2 separate regions of the Homo sapiens genome follow, and region 2 is linked to region 1. A link is an interaction called in ENCODE POLR2A ChIA-PET data of the cell type or tissue named here. Cell type or tissue: GM12878. All regions are shown on one strand. Each heading gives the region's core, and the rest is flanking DNA. Links, peaks and the distances in the headings are about the cores only. Region 1 has its middle 14 kb from the start of CMIP. Region 2 overlaps PLCG2 (phospholipase C gamma 2).

Region 1 (10,711 bases), core at 982-8,981:
TGGGCAACATAGGGAGACCCCATCTCTACTAAAAATAAAAAAAATTAGCCAGGCATGGTCACACACGCCTGAAATCCCAGCTACTCAGGAGGCTGAGGTATAAGAATCGCTGGAACCCAGGAGGCAGAGGTTGCAGTGATCCGAGATCGCATCACCGCACTGCAGCCCAGGCGACAGAGCAAGATCCTGTCTCAAAACAACAACAACAACCACAACAACAACAATCCACTGTGTTTTTCAGATTAATTACATCTGTCTCCCACACCAGTTTTAGCAGTGAGGCTGCTCAAATTGACCAATTTAAATGTGATTGCCTTTCTTTCCTCTCCATCATCTCTAAGTCAGTTGCCAAGAAGCAATGAAAGGAAGGAATTGGGGAGGAGAAGTGGTTTAGACTTGTGGAGCAGGTACTGATCTTCCAAAACTCACCCACACCCCCATTTGCATGGGTCAGTCTAGACAATCCTCAGATAAGGATGGGTGATGATATCACCCCATTTTGCAGATTAGGAAGCTGAGGCAAGGTCAAGGGTTCAACTAAAACCCCACAGCAACAGCGGGGGGTTGGGGGTGGTGCAAGAAACTCCATCCAGGGACTCCAGGTAGAAAAGCAAAGACATCAAGAAGACAGACCTTAGATTTGAAGCCCAGGTTTCCATCATCTTCAGCTGGGTTCCGCCAACCAAATCTCTTAATCTCTCTGAACCTCAGACTCCTATCTGTGAAATGGAGATTGAATTGTGATACAATTGAGCTAAGCAGATAATGCATGAAGGTGCTCAGGACAAGATGTCGGAAGAAGTCAGTTCTCAATATAATGGTAGGGAGAAATGGCTTCTCAACCCTTGGGCTCCTTTCTTGAGCTACAGCATGAAGTTGGAACTGACTCCAGCCTGCCTGGGCTGAGGAAAAAGGAGTGGATATTTTCTTGTAGCTCCAGGGAGCAGAGCCTCACAGATGCAAAGAAGAGAGAAGAAGGCAGGCCAAAGCCTCCAGATGCCTCTGTTGCAATAGTAACTAATCAGAGTGGATTAAACAAAGAATAGACATGGGTTGTTAGGAGTCACGGGTGCCTCCCAGGGCCCCAGTGGTGTGAAGGTAGCCAGCCCAAAAGGGGCCAAAGATCCAAGGACCCACGGACCTTCTCTGTACTTTATGTTTCTGTTTATCTCTGGGTTAGGCTGACTTAATTTGCTATGTTACTTTTGCATGACAGGAGGTGGCCATTGGAGAGGGCATCCCAGATTGAGCTAGGATCTGTTGAGCCCAGTTCTGAGGGAAGGACTTGGCTTGGGCCAGATACGCACCCCAGTCAGTATCTGAGCCAACCTGGACAAATGTGGTTGCTGGTGATCAACCCCTACAGGTGAAAAGGACAGTCAAGTGGGTCATTGCGAACTGGGCAGGGCATTTCTTCCTCCTATTAATAATAATAATGGCCGGGTGGCCGGACGCGGTGACTCACGCCTGTAATCCCAGCACTTTGGGAGGCTGAGGCAGGTGGATCACAAGGTCAGGAGATCGAGACCATCCTGGCTAACACGGTGAAACCCCGTCTCTACTAAAATTACAAAAAATTAGCCAGGCGTGGTGGCAGGCGCCTGTAGTCCCAGCTACTCAGGAGGCTGAGGCAGGACAAGGACGTGAATCCGGGAGGCAGAGCTTGCAGTGAGCGGAGATCACGCCACTGCACTCCAGCTTGGGCGACAGAGCGAGACTCCGTCTCAAAATAATAATAATAATAATAATAATAATAATAATGGCCGGGCGTGGTGGCTCACGTCTGTAATCCCAGCACTTAGGGAGGCTGAGGTGGGCGGATCACCTGAGACCAGGAGTTTGAGACCAGCCTGGCCAACATGATGAAACCCCCGTCACTACTAAAAATACAAAAATTAGCCGGGTGTGGTGGCACATGCCTGTAATTCCAGCTACTCAGGAGGCTGAGGCAGGAGAATTGCTTGAACCCAGGAGGTGGAGGTTGCAGTGAGCCGTAATCATGCCACTGCACTCCAGCCTGGGCAACAAGAGCGAAACACTGTCTCAAAAAATAATAATAATAAATAATAATAATAATAATAGCTAAGACCCATATAGGGCTCACCATGGGCCAGCCACTTTAGTAAGCACCTTACATGTATTTAATCCTACAAAATGATTAACTTAATTAATCATTTAAATTAATCCTTACAAAAACTTGATGAAGTTTATCTTGTCCGTTGTGCAGATGAGGAAACTGAGGCACAGAGAGGTTAAACGACTGACCCAAAATCACACTTGAACTGGGCCAATCTGATACCAGGCCTGCTCTCTCAGCCACCATGCCATATTGCCTATTTTAGCCTCAGTCATATTTTTTTTTTTTTTTTGAGATGGAGTCTCGCTCTGTGTCACCCAGGCTGGAGTGCAGTGGCGCGCGATCTCGGCTCACTGCAAGCTCCGCCTCCCGGGTTCGCGCCAGTCTCCTGCCTCAGCCTCCCGAGTAGCTGGGACTACAGGCGCCTGCCAACACGCCCGGCTAATTTTTTTGTATTTTTAGTAGAGACGGGGTTTCACTGTGTTAGCCAGGATGGTCTCGATCTCCTGACCTCGTGATCCGCCCGCCTCTGCCTCCTAAAGTGCTGGGATTACAGGCATGAGCCACCGTGCCCGACCCGCCTCAGTCATATTTTTTACAATTCATCTGTTAGCCCATGTCTCTCAAAATAAAAAAAGATGAGGAAGGGGAAGTATTTGAGATGTGACATTTCACCAAAGCATTTAACAGCCAACAACGGAACACAGGGGCACTTTGCTGGCCATCTCCCTGTTTTTATTTTGACCCAGAGTTGAGGGAGAAGGCACTGCCACGTTCTCGGGGCATGTCAGGGTCTCGTGCAGCCCCAGGACACTCCCACTGGCCTGTGACCACCTGGGGCCGAGATCCGCAGCTGCTAGGCTGTTACCCTGCATCTGCATACAGCAGGTGCTGGATACCGTTTGTGGTTGCTGAGAAAATGTGTATCTCGCACTACAGCTTTCAAAGCACTTCCAAAGACAGGGAAAGAGATCAGTTAAAATATTGCCCCTGTGAAACCTTCAAGAAGGTAATTGATGGAAGGAATTCACACAAGGGAGGCCCGCAAAAGCTGAATAACCAGGCCTCACGGGAGCAGGAACCGCGGAATCATCGGAAAGCCTCCTCTCTCTTGTGTTTCTTCCTACCCTCTCTGTGAGCCTGTCCAGCCCCTGGCCTTCCTGACAGGCTGCCTCTGCTTCTGTGTCTGGCCCCGGGCCCCAATAGGCCACTTCAGCCCAGTTGCCCAGGGTGAAGTGGTCACCATCTGCTGGTTTTCCACCTCTAAATGTCGGGATAAGGGGTCTGAAGGGCCTGTGATCTCTTTTTTTTTTTTTTTTTTTTTGAGACAGAGTCTCGCTCTGTCACCCAGGCTGGAGTGCAGTGGCGCGATCTTGGCTCACTGCAAGCTCCGGCCTCCCAGGTTCACGCCATTCTTCTGCCTCAGCCTCCCTAGTAGCTGGGACTACAGGCGTCTGCCACCATGCTTGGCTAATTTTTTTTTTTTTTGTATTTTTTAGTAGAGATGGGGTTTCGCCGTGTTAGCCAGAACGGTCTCAATCTCCTGACCTCGTGATCCGCCTGCCTCGGCCTCCCAGAGTGCTGGGATTACAGGCGTGAGCCACCGCGCCCGGCATGGCCTGTGATTTCTATACAGCCAGGCCTCCCCAGTCTCAGGTTCCCAACCCCAGGCTCAAAGAGGAAAGTCATTTGCCCAAAGTCTTCCAGAGAGACGGCCTCAAAGCCAGGTTTCTGTATCAGTTCCATGGAGCTGCCGCCAACTAGGGGGCTTTAAACAACTACAAGAAATTTATTTTCTCATAGTTCTGGGGGCCAGAAGTCCAAGATCAAGATGTTGGCAGGCTGGTTCCTTCTGCGGGCTGTGGGGGAAGTGTCTGTTCCATGCCTCTCTCTGCTGGTGATCTTTGGCATTCCTTGGCTTGTAGACAGACACATCATCGCAATCTCTGCCTTCATGCTCAAGGCGTTCTCCCTGTGTGTCTGTGTCCAAACTTCCCCTTTTTATAAGGACACAGTCATCGGATCGGGGCCCACCCTGCTCCAGTATGACCTCATCTTCACTTATTACATCTGCAAAAACTTTATTTCCAAAAAAGGTCACATGCTGAGGGCTAGGACTTGTATTTTGGGAGCGCACAATCCAATCCATAGCAGAGCCCAAAGCCCACCACAGCAGTGCATGTGTTCTGCCCCCAGCCCGGCTGGTTCTCCGTAAGCACACCCTGCTCGCCGGGCCTCCATTCAGCCCCCAGGGCGTCGCTCACCCGGTTTTATCTGGGACAGGCATGGACCCAAGTCTGCCCTACTGTCCTCGAGCTCACACTAGAATATTCACAGGGAGCAGTCATGATTTCTGAGGCTCCACTCCGGGTGCCATGGGCGGGACCTGACTCGACTTTGCGCTGAGCACTTAGGACAGCTTTGTTCAGCCGGACGGCCCATTGTCTGTTTCCCAACCACGCTCCAGTTTCATCAGGCAATTTTAGAGGCATTAAACCTGAACAGCTCACAAAGGACTAATGAGTTTCATTCAGCGTGGATGACAATGACCCGTGAATCTGAGCTGGACAGTGTCCCCTCTGCCTGAGTGGTTTCACAATAGCAGTGGTTGACAGGTGGCTGGGTCCTGGGCCAGGGATTCAGGCAAGTAGTTTACTTCTCTCTTTATTCATTTTTTTCTATTTTGTTTGGCTAAAAATCTTAAGCAGATTTTACTCAGGGGTTAACTAGGCAAATCTCTCTCAAAGGTTAGTTGCAGCTGAGAAACCCTAGATCTGTATGAAAGTGGGAAAGCTGACTCATTTCTTTGACCATGACAGACACCACCAATCAATCGTGGACTCAACCCTGAAGGCCACAGGGGACTGGAATCCAGGCCTGTGTACATTAGATTCTGTGTTCATTTCATACCATTATTTGGTGACTTGCAGGATTTTTTTTTTTTTGAAACAGATTCTTGCTCTGTTGCCCAGGCTGGAGCACAGTGGCACCATCTTGGCTCACAGCAGCCTCTGCCTCCCGGGTTCAAGCAATTCTCCTGCCTCAGCCTCCCGAGTAGCTGGGATTACAGGGGTGCACCACCACACCCGGCTAACTTTTGTATTTTTAGTAGAGACTGGGTTTCACCATGTTGGCCAGGCTGGTCTCGAACTCCTGAGCTCAAGTGATCCACCTGCCTCGGCCTCCCAAAGTGCTAGGATTACAGGCGTGAGCCACGATGCCCGGCCTTTGTTTTTTTTTGTTTGTTTGTTTTTTGTTTTTGTTTTTTTTTTTTTGAGACAGGGTCTCGCTCTTTTGCCCTGGCTGGAGTGCAATGGTGTGATCATAGCTCACTGCAGCCTCAACCTTCCAACCTCAAGCAATCCTCCTGCCTCAGCCTCCCAAGTAGCTGAGACTATAGGCTTGCAGCACAGACTGGGCTAACATTTTTTGTTTGTTTAATAAACAAAACGTTTTTTGTTTCTCTAACATTTTTTGTTTAACAAACAAAATATTTTTTGTTTCTCTCACATTTTTTTTTGTTTTTTAGTAGAGATGGGGCTTCACTGTGTTGCTCAGGCTGGTCTTGAACTCCTGGGCTCAAGAGATGCTCCTTGCTGGGCCCGGTGGCTCATGCCTATAATCCCAGCAATTTGGGAGGCCGAGGCAGGTGGATTTCTCAAGATCAGGAGTTCAAGACCAGCCTGGTCAACATGGTGAAACCCCGTCTCTACTAAAAATACAAAAAAAACTAGCCGGGCATGGTGGCGGGTGCCTGTAATCCCAGCTACTTGGAAGGCTGAGGCAAGAGAATTGCTTGAACCCAGGAGGTGGAGGTTGCAGTGAGCAGAGATCACGCCATGGAACCCCAGCCTGGGCGACAGAGTTAGACTCCATCTCAAAAAAAAAAAAAAAGAGAGATCCTCCTGCCTCAGCCTCCCAAAGTGCTGGAATTATAGGTGTGAGCCACCATGCGCAGCCTGAGCACGGAGGCAACTCGCAGCTTTGAGTCTGTACTTGGTATTTACCTCTTTGAAAGGAGAAGTGCTAAAGGGGCCATCAATACATACTAATTCTAGCAGCCATGTCACTCTTACTTATCCCCAGGAAGAGATCAGCAAGCTAGAACATTTTTCTTGCCAGGGCTAAAAAAAAAAAAATTTTAAATCTATAGGGGTCTTCTGGGGTACCCCTATTTTTTTTTTTTTCAGACAGAGTCTCACTCTGTCACCAGGCCAGACTGCAGTGGCATAATCTCAGCTCGTTGCAACCTCTGCCTCCCGGGTTCAAGTGATTCTCCTGCCTCAGCCTCCCGAATAGCTCGGACGATAGGCACCTACCACCATGCCCAGCTAATTTTTGTATTTTTAGTAGAGACAGGGTTTCACCATGTTGGCCACCATGGTCTCTATCTATTGACCTCGTGATCCACCAGCTTCAGCCTCCCAAAGTGCTGAGATTACAGGCGTGAGCCATTACGACCAGCCCCACCCTGTCTCTTTTGCAGGTAGGGAGAACTAAGGCTCAAAGAAGGGAAGAAGAAGCCTTCCCCAAGACCACACGGGTGACAGATGGCAAAACCAGGTTCGGCATTCCTGGCCCCCCAGCTCAGACCTCCCCCAACTGATCTCCTCCTTTTTTCCTCTGGCCTCTGATGGAGCCTGCCAAAGGCCTGTGTATTTCTCACCTGCCTGCTTATCATCTAAGTTAGTGGTGACAAGTCCCTGGGGAGGTTCATTTTCCTCCTGTTCCATCTGCCCCAGCCCCTTGAAACCCTGCTGCGCACTCTGCCTTGCTCCCTGATGATGTGTGCTGTTGCTTCCACCAGCTCTTGGGAGTTCTGCAACTTTCCACACCTTTCCTGGTGCTTTCTCTGGGCCTCCCTCCTGGTGTCACCATCCTCAGCCCTAGAGAAGGCTCTGAGCCTTGTCCCTTGCCCTGGTTCCACTGCAGCCATTTCCCTGGAGCCCCTCTGGCTCAGGTTCGCACTCCCTTCCCCCTTGCTCCACCACCTTCAGCTGCCCGATGCTGGCAAATCTTCCCATTGGCCAATTGCCTGGGGCAAGCCCAGCAAAGAGTGCAGACAAACCCCCTGGTGGCCACAAAACAATGTGGCCATAACAAGTCTAGGAACTCTTTAAAAAAATTTTTTTTTTCAAAAATGATATATTTTTGGCCAGGCTCTCACGCCTGTAACCCCAGCACTTTGGGGAGCCGAGGCAGGCGGATCACTTGAGGTCAAGAGTTCAAGACCAGCATGGACAACATGGAGAAACCCTGTCTCTACTGAAAATACAAAAATTATCCAGGCATGGTGGTGGGCGCCTGTAATCCCAGCTACTCAGGAGGCTGAGGCAGGGGAATTGCTTGAACCCAGGAGTCAGAGATTGCAGTGAGCCGAGATGGTGCAACTGCACTCCAGCCTGGGCAACAGAGCAAGACTCCATCTCAACGAGAAAAAAGAGAGACTTTTTTACTTGGAAAAATAAGAAGATACAGATAAATTAAAAAGCCAATAATAATCAGTTCAAGAATATTAATTAGGTACATACTATAGTCTAAACACTATGTACTTAGCTTATTTGGTCCTCAAAATAAGAGAAATTCTATAGGGCAATGACATAGTGTCTTCAACAAATAAATGGCAAGAAAAAAATGTGAAAGGGGGATAGTATTTTGGATGAAAAGAGACTTAAAAGGATTATGGACTGTAGAGAAACAGGCAGATGGATGGAGGACAGAACAGCTGCAGTAATGGGTTAATAGCTGCGTCTAGGGGCTTATTCAGGTGCTCGCTGTAGAATTCATTCCCGTTTGCTGTAGATTGAAAATTGACCTAATAAAATGCTGGGGTTTGGAGGAGGATCTATCAGCCGAACATAATGTGAGGGCTTTGTGGATCTTGATTGAAACAAATCACATGTAAAAAGACATTTATGGGATAATGGAGGATGAATGAACAGTGATTAGATATTAGATGTTATTAGGAAATTGCTTAGAAAAATTATACGTACGTGTATTAATGATATCATAGAAATTTTTTAATTTTTAACAGAGTCTCCAGGCTTGGGATTTGCTTGAAAATAACCAGTAGGGATGAGGCTGGGGAGGTAGAGATGAAACAAGATTGGCAATTCACTGATAATTGTTGAAGATGGGTGCTGGATAATGGAGGTTCATTAACTATTCCTTCTTCTTTTGTCAACAGCTGAAAATTCTGATAATAAAAAATTAAAACCTGGGCAACATGGCGAAACCCTCTCTCTACAAAAAACACAAAAATTAGCGGGGCATGGTGGCGTGTGCCTGGAACCCCAGCTGCTTGAGGGGCCGAGGTGGGGGGATCACTTGAGCCTGGAAGATAGAGGCTGCAGCGAGTTGTAATCAAGCTGTGATCATGCCACTATGCTCCAGTGACAGAATGAGACCCTCTCTCAAAAAACAAAACAAAACAAAACAAAACAAAACAAAAAAAAACTATGAGGTAGGCGCTATTATTTTGCAGCCGAGGACACTGAAATGAGGTCTAGAGGTGTCGAGTAATTTACCCAAGATTCCCTCTGTCACCACATCCCTGAATGTAGATTAAAAAAAAAAAAAATTCCTGCCTGTCATCCCATCACCTCCTCTTAACATCTTGATGGAGATCCTTCTAGATCTATGCATATAAAAGGACTTTAAATGGCTAGAAAATGTACATACTGCATGAGTCTACCCTTGTGCACCACCAATGACGCTAGTGTGTCCTTGAGCATAAATTTCTGATGTAGAGCTACGAAAAGGAAGTAACACATACGGAGCGCCTGTTCTGAGCTAAGCACTCTCACTGCACCACTTAGAAGAGCCTCATTAATCCTCCGGCAACTCTGGCAGGTGAGCACCATGGTCTCCATTTTTACAGAGAAGGAAGCAAACTCAGGAAGGAGAACTGCCTTGCCCAAGGTCACAGCGCTAATAATTGATGTAGAGTCAAGGGTTGGTGATGGGACTTGACTTTATTAAACACCTGCTTCTCCTCTTGACTGTAACCTTCAGGAAGGCGGCCATCTTGTCTGCTTTCTTGGGCCTGTTGTCCTGGAGCCTGAACAGGATTAATAAATATTCCTGGCCGGATGCGGTGGCTCACGCCTGTAATCCCAGCACTTTGGGAGGCTGAGGCGGGCGGATCACGAGATCAGGAGATGGAGACCATCCTGGCTAACACGGTGAAACCCCGTCTCTACTAAAAATACAAAAATTAGCCGGGCGTGGTGGCAGGCGCCTGTAGTCCCAGCTACTCGGGAGGCTGAGGCAGGAGAATAGCGTGAACCGGGGAGGCGGTGTTTGCAGTGAGCTGAGATCGCACCACTGCACTCCAGCCTGGGCGACAGAGCGAGACTCCATCTCAAAAAAAAAAAAAAAAAAGATTATTTGAATGAACAAAGGCACTAAAAAAGAGCTCTAGCTGGGATTTGAACGTCCTTCCTCCAATCTAATAGCATACTAGGAGTCCTTTCTAAAGAACTGTGGTAAAACACACATAAGAAAATTTACCATCTTGAGCATTTTAGGTGTACGGTTCAGTGGCATTAGATACATTCACACTGTCATGCAACCGTAAGTACCTTCCATCTCCAGAACTTTTCTCATCTTGCAAAACTGAAATTCCATGCCCGTGAAACAGTAAGTTCCCATTCGCCCATCCTGTAGCCCCTGGCAATCACCATTCTACTTTCTGTCTCCATGAATTTTTTTTTTTTTTTTTTTTTTAAATAAGAGACAGTCTTGCTCTGTCACCTGGGCTGGAGTGCAGTGACACAATCTCGGCTCACTGCAACCTCTGCCTCCCGGGTTCAAGCAATTCTCCTGCTTCGGCCTCCTGAGTAGCTGGGATTACAGGTGCCCTGGGATTACACCACGCCTGGCTAATTATTTTTTGAGATGGAGTCTCGCTCTATTGCCCAGGCTGGAGTGCAGTGGCGCGATCTCAGCTCACTGCAACCTCTGCCTCCTGGGTTCAAGCGATTCTCTTGCCTCAGCCTCCTGAGTAGCTGGGACTACAGGCGCGTGTCACCACGCCTGGCTAATTTTTTTTGTGTTTTTTTTTTTTTTTTTAGTAGAGATGTGGTTTCACCGTGTTAGCCAGGATGGTCTCGATCTCCTTACCTCATGATCCGCCTTCCTCGGCCTCCCAAAGTGCTGGGATTATAGGTGTGAGCCACTGCGCCTGGCTATAATTTTTTTATTTTTAGTAGAGACGGGGTTTCATCATGTTAGGATGGTCTCGATCTCCTGATCTCATGATCTGCCCACCTTGGCCTCCTAAAGGGCTGGGATTATGGATGTGAGCCACCGCACCCAGCCTCCATGAATTTGATTACACTGCCTACCTCATGTCAGTGGAATCATACAGTACATAGCTTTTTGCGACTGGAGTATTTCCCTTAGTACAATGTCCTCATGGTTCACTTATGATGTAGCATGAGTCTGAATTTCCCTCCTTTTTATGGCTGAAGAATATCCCATTGTATGGATAGACCAGAATTTGTTTATCCATTTGTCCATCAATGGACAGTTGGGTTGTTTCCACCTTTTGGCTTATTGCGAATGCTGCTGCCATGAACATGGGGGTACAAATATGTCTTGGAGTCTCTGTTTGCAATTCTTGTTGTTATA
Region 2 (10,711 bases), core at 990-8,989, 410 kb before region 1:
CAACACCACAATCCAAGCCACCATTATCTCTTGTCTATGGAGGCAGCTTCCTGACTTGTCTCCTTAAAGCAGTACGTTATCCCCACAGTCACCTTACGAAATACAAACAGGCTCATGCCACTCCTTGGGATCAAGCCTTCCCGTGACGTCCCATTGCTGTAAGGACTAAGAACCACAGCCCTGTGATGACCCCTCCAACCCCACGTGGCCTAAGCATCTGCCTCCCAGCCCTTGCACCACCCACACAGGCCCCTCCAAGCATCTCTTATAGGTCACACTCATTCCTACCATAGGACATTAGTGGTGTTGTTGGCACCACTGAAAATGTTCTTAGTCTGGTTAGTGCCAAGCTCTCCCTTCCAGTCTCAGCTCAATCAAACCAAACTCAGAAAACCTCCCAATGCCTGCTATGATCTATACCAAGCACCTCTCTTCCACAGCACTCAACAGAGGCAAATATGTATTAGATGGAATCTGTGGATCCACAGCCCTCCTTTCCTAGACTGTAAGCTCCATACACGCAGGGATTGTACACCCTTCTTCACCACTGAGCTCCACCCCTATCAGAGTAGCTGGCACACAGCGGGGCCCAATAAGTAGTTCTTGGAAAGAGGAAAGGGACAGAGAGAAATGGGGACCTCAAGAGGGATCAAATTACTGATGACTGAGCAGAGCAGGGGACAGAGAGGAAGAAGGACAGAGGAGGAGACAAGGGAGACCAAGGGAGACAGAGAGGGACAGAGAGACCAGGTACAGAAAAGCACAGGTTACCCAGACAAGGAGGGAGAGAAATGCAAACGCACATGTACAAAGGCAGAGAGACAGAGCATGGTAAGAAAGAAAGAATGAAATTCTAACAGCCATTCTAATGATACAAGCAGCCCTGCACATCCGCACACCCCCTTCCAAAGGGCCCAAACAAGCACCCTTTGGAAGCCAGCCCTGCCCCAGGAAAGAGCTGCAGGCATCTGCCTTCATCAACCAGGACTTTATCATCCTGAACACCCCTCTCTTGCTTCTTCCCAAGACAAGTATTAGCTTATTCATCATACTTCTGAAATGATTATCCTTTCTCCACTGAGTGGCCTCTGCCCCTTTGTCAAAGATCAGTTGATGATATTTGTGTGGGTCTATTTCTGCGCTCTTGATCCTGTTCTACTAATCTTTCTATTCTTCTGCCAACATCACCTGTACTGATTACTGGAACGTTAGAGTAAGTCTTGCAGTCCTCTGATTTCGTTCTACAATGCTGTGTTTGCTAGTCTATGTCTTCCACCTTTCCATATAACCTTTGGAATCACTTTGTCACTACCCACAGAATAACTTGCTGGGATTCTGTAATATTGTGACTTTTAATAAGATATACAGTCATCCCTCAGTGACTGTTGGGGATCGGTTCCAGGATCTTCCACAGATACCAAAATCCAAATAGATGCTCAAGCCTCTGATAAAAAATGGCAGAGAATTTGCATACAGCCTATGCACATCCCTCCATATACCTTAAATCCCTAGATTACTTTTAATACCTAATACAATGTAAATGTTATGTAAATAATTATACTGTATTGCTCAGGGAATAATGACAACAAAAAAGTTTGTCCATGTTCAGTAAGATGCAATTTTCTCAAATATTTTCAATCGACCATAGCTTAAATCCGCAGACGCAGAATCCACAAATACAGAGGACTGACTGCATATATTTGGTCTCCAACCCCATTTTCTGGCACACAACCCCTAACACCCTTGGAATCTGCAGTGATAAGTATCTTTTTGTAGGGCTGGGGGCTCCTAGATACCTCAGGATGAAGGTTGGCTGCCAGGGGAACCAACGATGTGATTAGAGGGTTGGAACTTTCAGCCCTACCCCCAACGTCCAGGAAGGAGAGAGGGGCTAAAGACTGAGTTGGTCACCAATGGCCAATGATTTAATCAATCATGCCTTTGTAATTAGGCTCTCATAAAAACCCAGGATGACAGGGCTTAGAGAGCTTCTTGGTTGCTAAACACATGGAAGTTTCTGGCGGGTGGCATGCCCAGAGAGAACATGGGAACCCTATGCCCTATGCATCTCTTCTATCAGGCTGATCATCTTTATCTTTTGTAATATCATTTTAATAAACTGGTATACATGTTTCCCTTAGTTGTGTCAGCCATTCTAGCAAATTAATCAAATCCAAGGAGTGGGTTATTGGAACCCCAATTTATAGCCAGTCAGTCAAAAGCATAGGCCACAACTTGGGCTTGTGACTGGCACCTGAAATGGGACAGAGTCTTGAGGGACTGAGCTCTCAACCTGTGGAATCTGATTCTAGCTCCAAGTAGATAGTATCAGAATTGAACTGAACTAGAGGACACCAAACTGGTGTCCAATGGAGAATTGTTTGCTTGATGCGTGGGGGGAAAACCATACACATCTGGTGTCAAAAGTGTTGAGTACAGAGGGAAGAGGAAAGAGAAAGAGAAAAAAAACACACCTTGATTTTTCCTTTCTCTGAGGTGAAGTGTTTCGTGCTGTATTGAATGTGAATTGAAAAAAACCTTTTCTTGTATCTCTATTAGATTTTGGTTGGGATTGTGTTGAATCTATAGATGAAGCCAGGAAGAACTGATATCTTGAAAATATTGAGTCTTCCTATCCATGAACATGGACTATCTACTCATGATCTTTTTAAGCATTAGCCATAAGCCCGATGTTCTGCTGGATGTACTTGATCCTGGCCCTCAAGGGTCTTACAGATACAGTAGCCTCATCCTTGAGGATAAAAATAAATGCTATATAGCAAAACTCTTACAGAGCACCTACTCTGTGTTAGGCAGAGTGCTAATGTTTTGCATGTTATCATAGGTTGGTTCCCTGGAAGTTGAGCCTGAGTCAGGAATTCTTGCTCAAGTGTTTACTGGGAGAGTGCAGGAGTGGGATGGCGAGCAGAATAAAGCTAAACAAGGCTGTGGTCCCACTTAGGGATGGGCTTCACCCTGACTGTATAGGGAGTGGCGGGGGGATGTCTGGAGCATGAATCACACCGGAAAAGTAGGTCCTCCTGAAGGAAGGGAGGCCAGTCCTCTTGTCCTCCCTGCCAGTCAGTCATTGGCTTGGCTTACAGCCACTACAACCTCCTAGGTGATGCAGATTTCTTCTAGTGAGAGCAGTGCCCTGAAGAAGGGGCACCTGTGAGCCACGACACCCAACACTCCTAGCAGCTGGGAAATGGAGCACAAGCCTGGTAATGGGAGCTGAGTGGGGCACAACAGCATCCTCTGTATTAACTCATCGTTCCTCACAAGAACACTATGAGGCAGGTACCATGACTGCCCCTATTTTACAAATGAGGAAACTGAGATGTGGAGAAGTGAAGTACCTTGGCCAGGGTCACCAGCCACAAGTGCAAGAGCCAGCATTTGAACTTTGACTCATAGTCAAGCAAGTGACTCTAAGAAGCCACATAAGAATATGCAGCTCTCTCCAGGGTTTTCTATCTGGTATTCAGCAAAGTCTGAGGGGGTCGGTGGGCATTTTTGTTGACATCTCCACCCCTTGATCTTACATCAGGCAGGGGCATCTTGGTGAATGATGATCCCACTACCCACAGGGGTGCAGAGCTGCACAGAGAGCGGTCAGGCCCACTGCGCTCAACGCAGTGCATTCAAGCCACCTTTCTGACCCGAGGCTGGGAACAAGATTCTAGTGCAGGGGCTGCAAATTCATGTTCCCAGGAGCTATCCAAGTCATGAGGAGCAGTGTCGCTACTGATGAGGTGGACAGACTCTGGAACCTGGAGTCCCAGCTCCCCAGCTTATAGCAGATAGCTTTGGACAGTAACTTCAATTCTCTGTGCCTCTGCTTCTTCATGTGAACAACAGGAGTGATAGTGATACTTACCACACAGTGCTCTTGTGGGGATTAAATGAGTGTGCGACTGTACATGTGTGTTTGTCAATTAAAATAGTACCTGGCAAAACAAAAATGTAGGGGAAAAAAAACAAAGATGTAGAAGCTTCTCTGTACTTGTTAGCAACTGAATCAAGCTGGACACATATAAGGCATAAGAAATAACACGGGACAGGGAACAATGGCTCATGCCTATAATTCCAGCACTTTGGGAGGTTGAAGTAGGAGGATCATTTGAAACCAGAGAGTTCAAGACCAACCTGGGCAACAAAGCAATACCCCATCTCTAAAAAAAAATACAAAAAATAAACGCAGTTAGCCAAGTGTGCTGGTGCACACTGGTAGTCTCAGCTACTCAAGAAGTTGAGGGAGGAGAATTGCTTGAGCTCAGGAGTTTGAGGCTGCAATGAGCTGTAATCACAACTCTGCACACCAGCCTGGCAAGAGAGCAAGACCCTGTCTCAGAAAAAAAGAAAGAACATGGTGTCTCAATTTATTTGCTGTGAACATTAAGGAGGCAGATCCTTATGTACCGACATGACAAAAACTCCTCGATGACCTGTGTAAATAGGAGACTAGATGTATGCATCCATGTGTGTACACACATACATGGCCATGTGTACATGTACATATTATATACAAGTGTCCATCACTATGCAAATTCTCACTATCTGAATGTCTACTATAACTTATTAACTCTTTTTTTATGCAAAATGCACAATCCAGATCATAGACCTGCTGTACGAGGTTCACGAGCACCTAGGTGCCAATGAAAACAGTGAAGGTGTGGGCCAGGCACAGTGGCTCACGCCGGTAATCCCAGCGATTTGGGAGGCCTAGGCAAGCAGATCACTTGAAGTTGGGAGTTTGAGACCAGCCTGGCCACCATGGCAAAACCCTGTCTCTACCAAAAATACAAAAATTAGCCGGGCATGGGGGCATGCACCTGTAATCGCAGTTACTAGGAAGTCTGAGGCAGGAGAATCACTTGAACCCATTGTGGGGGTGCAGAGGTTGCAGTGAGCCAAGATCACACCACTGCACTCCGGCCTGGGCAACAAGAGTGAAACTCCATCCGAAAGAAGAAAGAAAAGAAAGGAAAAGAAAAATGAAAAGGTGCCCGGGCGCGGTGGCTCACGCCTGTAATCCCAGCACTTTGGGAGGCCGAGGCGGGTGGATCACGAGGTCAGGAGATAGAGACCATCCTGGCTAACACGTGAAACCTCGTCTCTACTAAAAATACCAAAAAAAAAAAAAAAAAAAAAAATCAGCCGGGTGTGGTGGCGGGCACCTGTAGTCCCAGCTACTCGGGAGGCTGAGGCAGGAGAATGGCATAAACCCGGGAGGCAGAGCTTGTAGTGAGCCGACGTCACACCACTGCACTCCAGCCTGGGCCACAGAGCAAGACGCCTTCTCAAAAAAAAAAAGAAAGAAAGAAAAAGAAAACAAAAGAAAAACGAAAAGGAAAAAGGAAAAGGAAACAGAAACAGAAAAGGAAAGGAAAGGCGTGTCTGTCTGCAATGGAAGAGAAGCAGTTAGACACACAACCAACGGCACATCAAACCCGGCATCCTGCCCATTCTATTGAGTTCTTCTTTCATCCCAGCATTTGCTTCTGACAAGCAAACTACCAACCAGGGTCCAATTTAAATGAATCTTTAGTATTTTAAGCAGATCATTTCATTGTTTTTTCCATTACAGTACAAGGTAGTTGGAGGATAGAAGAATATCCTAATTCAGAAACATTACTGTATAGTATCCTATGTACTTTTTGCAAACATGCTTAGCAATGGGTTCATCAAAGCACCCAAAAATTGGGCATTTGTTGCTGTAGATGCTTTGTATTCACGCGAAAAATATTGGTAGGCTGATTTTAGGTACTTAAGGTTGTTAAGTGATACTAAGGAAATTGGCTGGGGTGTTTCAATCAGTTGGTAATGCATCAGCGCTTGTCTCTGTGTAATATGATGTAATATATTGCAATCCAAAAATGTTCCTCTCCAGTGTGTTTTCAGGAATGTACTGGATTCAGCTAAGAAGGAATGTGCCTATTTGTAAGTGTGCACGTATGAGTGTAAAGGTGTGAGAAAGGGTACCAAAAGATTTCCACCAACTTGCTGACAACAGGCACTACTAGTGAGAAGGAGATGGGCAAATGATGGTCAAGGAGGGCTTTGTCTGCATGGGTTCAAATTTTTGCCAAGGGCTCATAGTGACTGAAACAACACTTTATTCTCAAAGTAGGCTGTGGTCAGCAGACCTCAGGCCATGCACTCTTGCATGGTGGGGCTCAGTGGCCGAGTTTCCTGCTTGAAGAAAGTGAGATAACCCAGCCACAGAAATGAGGCTTCATCTTTGCACAACCCCACCCCCTTCCCAGCATCACCTCGGGTCTTCCCAGGTCCACCCCACCCCCACCACCCATCCCTCCACTCCCACCCCCTGCAAACAAACCCCCACACACTGAGTCTCCTAGAGTCAGCCTCAAAGGCCGGCACCCCACTCCAGCCACCCTCCCTCAGCCCTCCCTGCCTACCCATCACCTTCTGGCACAGCCTTGCGGACTTTTGGCCCCTCCGTACGTCTCATAGCTTCCTCTCACTCCCCGCTTTACACCACCGACCCCTTTGCTGGCCGGGCCATGACCCTGTTCTTCAAGCTCCCATTTCCTTCCTCCTCCCGCTACTGATTCTCTGTCTCTCTCAGGCTCCCTGCACCCACGGAACGTCCTCCCACCCCTGACACCAGGAACATGGCTTTTTCCCCAATTCCCATACATGACCTCAAGGGGCACCACACCTGACAATGAGCTTAACAAAAATTTCTCTCTGGAAGCTCAAGACATATTCAAGCGAGCAAACAGACAGACAGAAGGCTTGGGCACCTTCCCACACATACCCCAACCTCTTTTCCGACTTTCAGTTATTCAGTCAACCAGGCAGTCACAGAACCCCACGCTGAGCGCTAGGGATGCCACACTGCAGAGACAGACACAGTCCTGCCCTCAGACGGCTCCGAGTCTGGGAGGGAGGACAGGCCCTGTCCAGGCCGGCATATGATATGTGAATATCCACATCTCCATCCACATCAGGAGTGCAACAGAGTCCACACTGGGGCTCCTCCCCAGCAAGGGGAAGAAAGGCTTCTCTGAGCACATGCATCCTGGCTGAGTTCTGCAGACTGGAGCTCACCTGGGAAGAAGAGGAGAAAGCCTCCCTTTGTAGGGAGTTCTGGAGTACAAAGACCTTGGTTCAAATCCTGGCTTATGCTCCCCAGGGGTGCACAGGAACCAGGCACGTTGCATCCCTTCTCTTTGCTGTTTCCTCCGCTGTACAAGCAGTGATGCTTATCATTGAGTTGTCATGCAAACCAAATGAAATAACATGAAATAAAAATCACGTGGCCCCAGGAGGGCTCCACCAAGGTGAGTTTAGCTACTAGGCTGAATGGTTTTCTGTACCACCTTGCAACACCAGCTTCCCAGCTGCTGGTGGTTTCACTTTAAGTAAAAAGCCCCAGCGTTGCTTACTGATCTCAGCCAAGGACCCTGCTTTAAGAAAAACCAAAGGTGTTAGGTTACTTCACACATGTAGCAGCGTCTGACATGGCAGCTGGGGGAATAGGTGAGATACACAGCAGAAGAACATGTAATGACAAAAGGGGCTTCCGAGGCACACACGGTAGAGCAGAAAGAGCCCAGCTCTAGAAGGATCTAGCAGGCATGAGTTAAATCCAGCTCTTTCTCTCCTGGCTGTATGAAGAAGCCTCTATTCTGGCTTACTGTCTATTTTCTCATCTATGAAATGGAAAAAGAACATACACCCTATAGAGATATATCTGAAAAAAAACTTTGCAAAAAGTAAAGTTTACAGCCGGGCGCAGTGGTTCATGCCTGTAATCCCAGCACCTTGGGAGGCCGAAGTGGGCAGATCACTTGAGGTCAGGAGTTTGAAACCAGCCTGGCCAACATAGTGAAATGCTGTCTCTACTAAAAATACAAAAATTAGCTGGGCATGGTAGTAAGCGCCTGGGTGCCTGTAATCCCAGCTACTCAGGAGGCTGAGAAGAACGGCTTGAGCCCAGGAGACGGAGGTTGAAGTGAGCCAAGATCATGCCACTGCACTCCAGCCTAGGCGACTCAGTGAGACTCTATCTCAATAAATAAATAAATAAATAAATAAATAAATAAATAAATAAATAAATAAAGTTTACTTTTTGGCCTGCAGATAGGGGGTGGGCCTGCCCTTATCTTCTTTGTTAAAAAGATAATAAACAACAGAGTTGTTGCCACTGCGCTGACAGCAGAGGCGAAAATCAGTGTCCTGCTTCCATGTGAAGAGATTCTTCCCAGATCATTATGCTCAAATAATTAGGTCTGTGATTCTAATGCTTCATATTCATGCAGAACTATTCAATAGATAAGAGTTTTAAGTGATACTGGGGAAACTGGTGCTTCTCTCCCCTCTGGGACTCCCCATCCCCAAGGGAGGAAGGGACCACTCCCTGGAAAAAGGAACTGAGGATACTCAGCCTCTTCATCTTGTTCTAGCTGGATCCACCCCCAAGGGACCACGTGCCCTGCCCTGTTCCTTGCCACTCGGAAGGGAGCTGCCTCCAAGACAGGGGTCCCCAATCCCCAGGCCATGAACTGGCACCTGTCTGTGGCCCGTTAGGAATCGAGCCGCACAGCAGGAGGTGAGCAGGGGTCTAGCGAACATTACTGCCTGAGCTCCACCTCCTGTCAGATCATCAGCGGCGTTAGATTCTCATGGCAGCACAAACCTTATTGAGAACTGCACATGTGAGGGACCCAGGTTGTACACTCTTTATGAGAATCTAATGCCTGATGATCTGTCACTGTCTCCCATCACTCCCAGATAGAACTGTCTAGTTGCAGGAAAACAAGCTCAGGTCTCCCACTGATTCTATATTACGGTGAGTTGTATAATTATTTCATTATATATTACAATGTAATCATAATATAAATGAAGTACACAATCAATGTAATGCCCTTGAATCATCCTCACACTATCCCCCCAGGCCAATCTGGCCCATGGAAAAGTTATCTTCCACAAAACCGGCCCCTGGTGCCAAAAAAGTCTGGGACTGCTGCTCTGAGACACCTATGGGCATCCACCCAGGCCATGACAGGGTGGGCAGCTCAGGGGCCAGCTGTCAGGGCTCAATTCTAAGCATGCTCTCCAGGCAGCCATCTCATCGCCCTTCGTTGATTGCCGATGTTTCATTTCTCAATCATTTCCAAACTCAGGAGACAATGAGAAAATGAGGAGCTTTATGTGCTCACCACTAACACCCCCAGCATGGGCCATCAAATAATTCTTTAAGTTTTTTTGGAGACAAGGTCATGCCCTGTCACCCAGGCTGGAGTGCAGTGGCACAATCACAGCTCACTGCATCCTTGAACTCGTAGGCTCAAGGGACCCTCCTGCCTCAGCCTCCCAAAGCCAGGTGACTGGGACTACAGGCATGCACCATCACACCTACCTAAGTTTTCTCTTTTTAGTAGAGACAAGGTCTCACTATGTTGCCTAGGCTGGTCTCAAATCCCTGGCCTCAAGTGATCCTCCCATTTTGGTTTCCCCAAGTGTTGGGATTACAGGCATGAGCCACCATGCCCAGCCTAAATGTTCATCATTTTGGTGCCATTTAAACTTGGTGTTTTTCACCCTCCTGCTGGTAATTAAATTTAAATGGTGCCCACCCTTTGTTATGTCTTAACTGTAGTATATTTTAAAATATATTGAAAAAATACATACCTGGCACCTCTAAACTATGAAATCAAGTTTCTTTTCTATATAAAATTAAGTTTAAAAATAGTGAATCAATATTAAAATAAGTATTAGATATAAAATAGTACTCATGGTATGCAAATATAACAAAAATTATTAAGGCAATAAAGGAAGGGCTCATTACTTTATATACAGCCTATTAATATTTTAATAGGCTAATTCTGCTTTTCTTTAAACCAGTACTGTGTATCAAAATTACACAGAAAACTCTCATTATACAAAGACTATATAGAGATTTTTTTTTTTCCTCACACATGGATTGACCAGTTTTGGGGGGTGGTTTGGAGCCATATGACATTATTTCTCAAACTGCAAACATTTGTTTATCAACCTTATAAGGTTTGTTGTATCTGCCTACTGCTGATACTATTTATGTGATAGTTTTCTTTAAATCAACTCACCGTTTTCACCTGAACTGATGTATGTTAAGAGTGATTTTATGTTTTTGGCAAAAAGAAAACCAGTAACACTCACCATATACAATAGGAACTGCAAAATAATAAAATCAGTGGAAACGTGACAATATGATTAAATTCTACCTAGAAATAGTTGTCTGCTGGAAGCAAAACCCTCGGCTTGGTTCTGTGAGTCATAAAGGGAAATGAGAAGCCTTTAAGAGAGGCACAAAGCCAATTAGCCATGCAAGACTCACTGATGGGGTCAGAGTGGTGTCACCTAAAGAGAGGACTGGGTCACCGGGACCCGAGGAATGGCCACAGAGGTGGACCCATGCTTAAAGCCTTGAGCCTTACATGCACCATGTGTGCATTTTACCACATCTATGTTATTTACATATATATATATATATATATATATATATATTTAATTTTACTTTAAGTTCTGGGATACATGTGCGGAACGTGCAGGTTTGTTACATAGGCATACCTGTGCCATGGTGGCTTGCTGCACCTATCAACCCATCATCTAGGTTTTAAACCCTGCAGGCATTAGGTATTTGTCCTAACGCTCTCCCTCCCCTTGCCCCCACCCCCTGACAGGCCCTGGTGTGTGA

Evidence for each region. ChIA-PET counts read pairs that join two places held together with the same protein. Peaks named below come from ENCODE experiments on the same cell type or tissue, not always from the same donor. Only the 100,000 strongest peaks of a DNase experiment are listed, where the experiment ranks them.
Region 2: POLR2A ChIA-PET joins it to region 1 with 11 read pairs; 1 of 35 experiments calls an interaction of 5 or more read pairs at or near these places.

What each region holds. Positions count from the first base shown.
Region 1 is chr16:81,425,569-81,436,279 of GRCh38, reverse strand. No RefSeq gene overlaps it. Among named protein-coding and RNA genes, the nearest start is that of CMIP, 14 kb to the left of the region's middle. RefSeq lists enhancers at 1,951-2,860, 2,979-3,228, 2,861-3,772. In GM12878, for the core only: a CTCF peak has its summit at 7,145; a DNase peak (open chromatin) is centred at 4,869; H3K4me3 peaks cover 576 bases; H3K27ac peaks cover 694 bases.
Region 2 is chr16:81,838,589-81,849,299 of GRCh38, reverse strand. The region is part of intron 2 of PLCG2 (phospholipase C gamma 2); the gene reads right to left. Among named protein-coding and RNA genes, the nearest start is that of PLCG2, 65 kb to the right of the region's middle. RefSeq lists an enhancer at 6,509-6,568. In GM12878, for the core only: no CTCF peak of the experiment used is centred there; a DNase peak (open chromatin) is centred at 7,379; H3K4me3 peaks cover 1,387 bases; H3K27ac peaks cover 3,054 bases.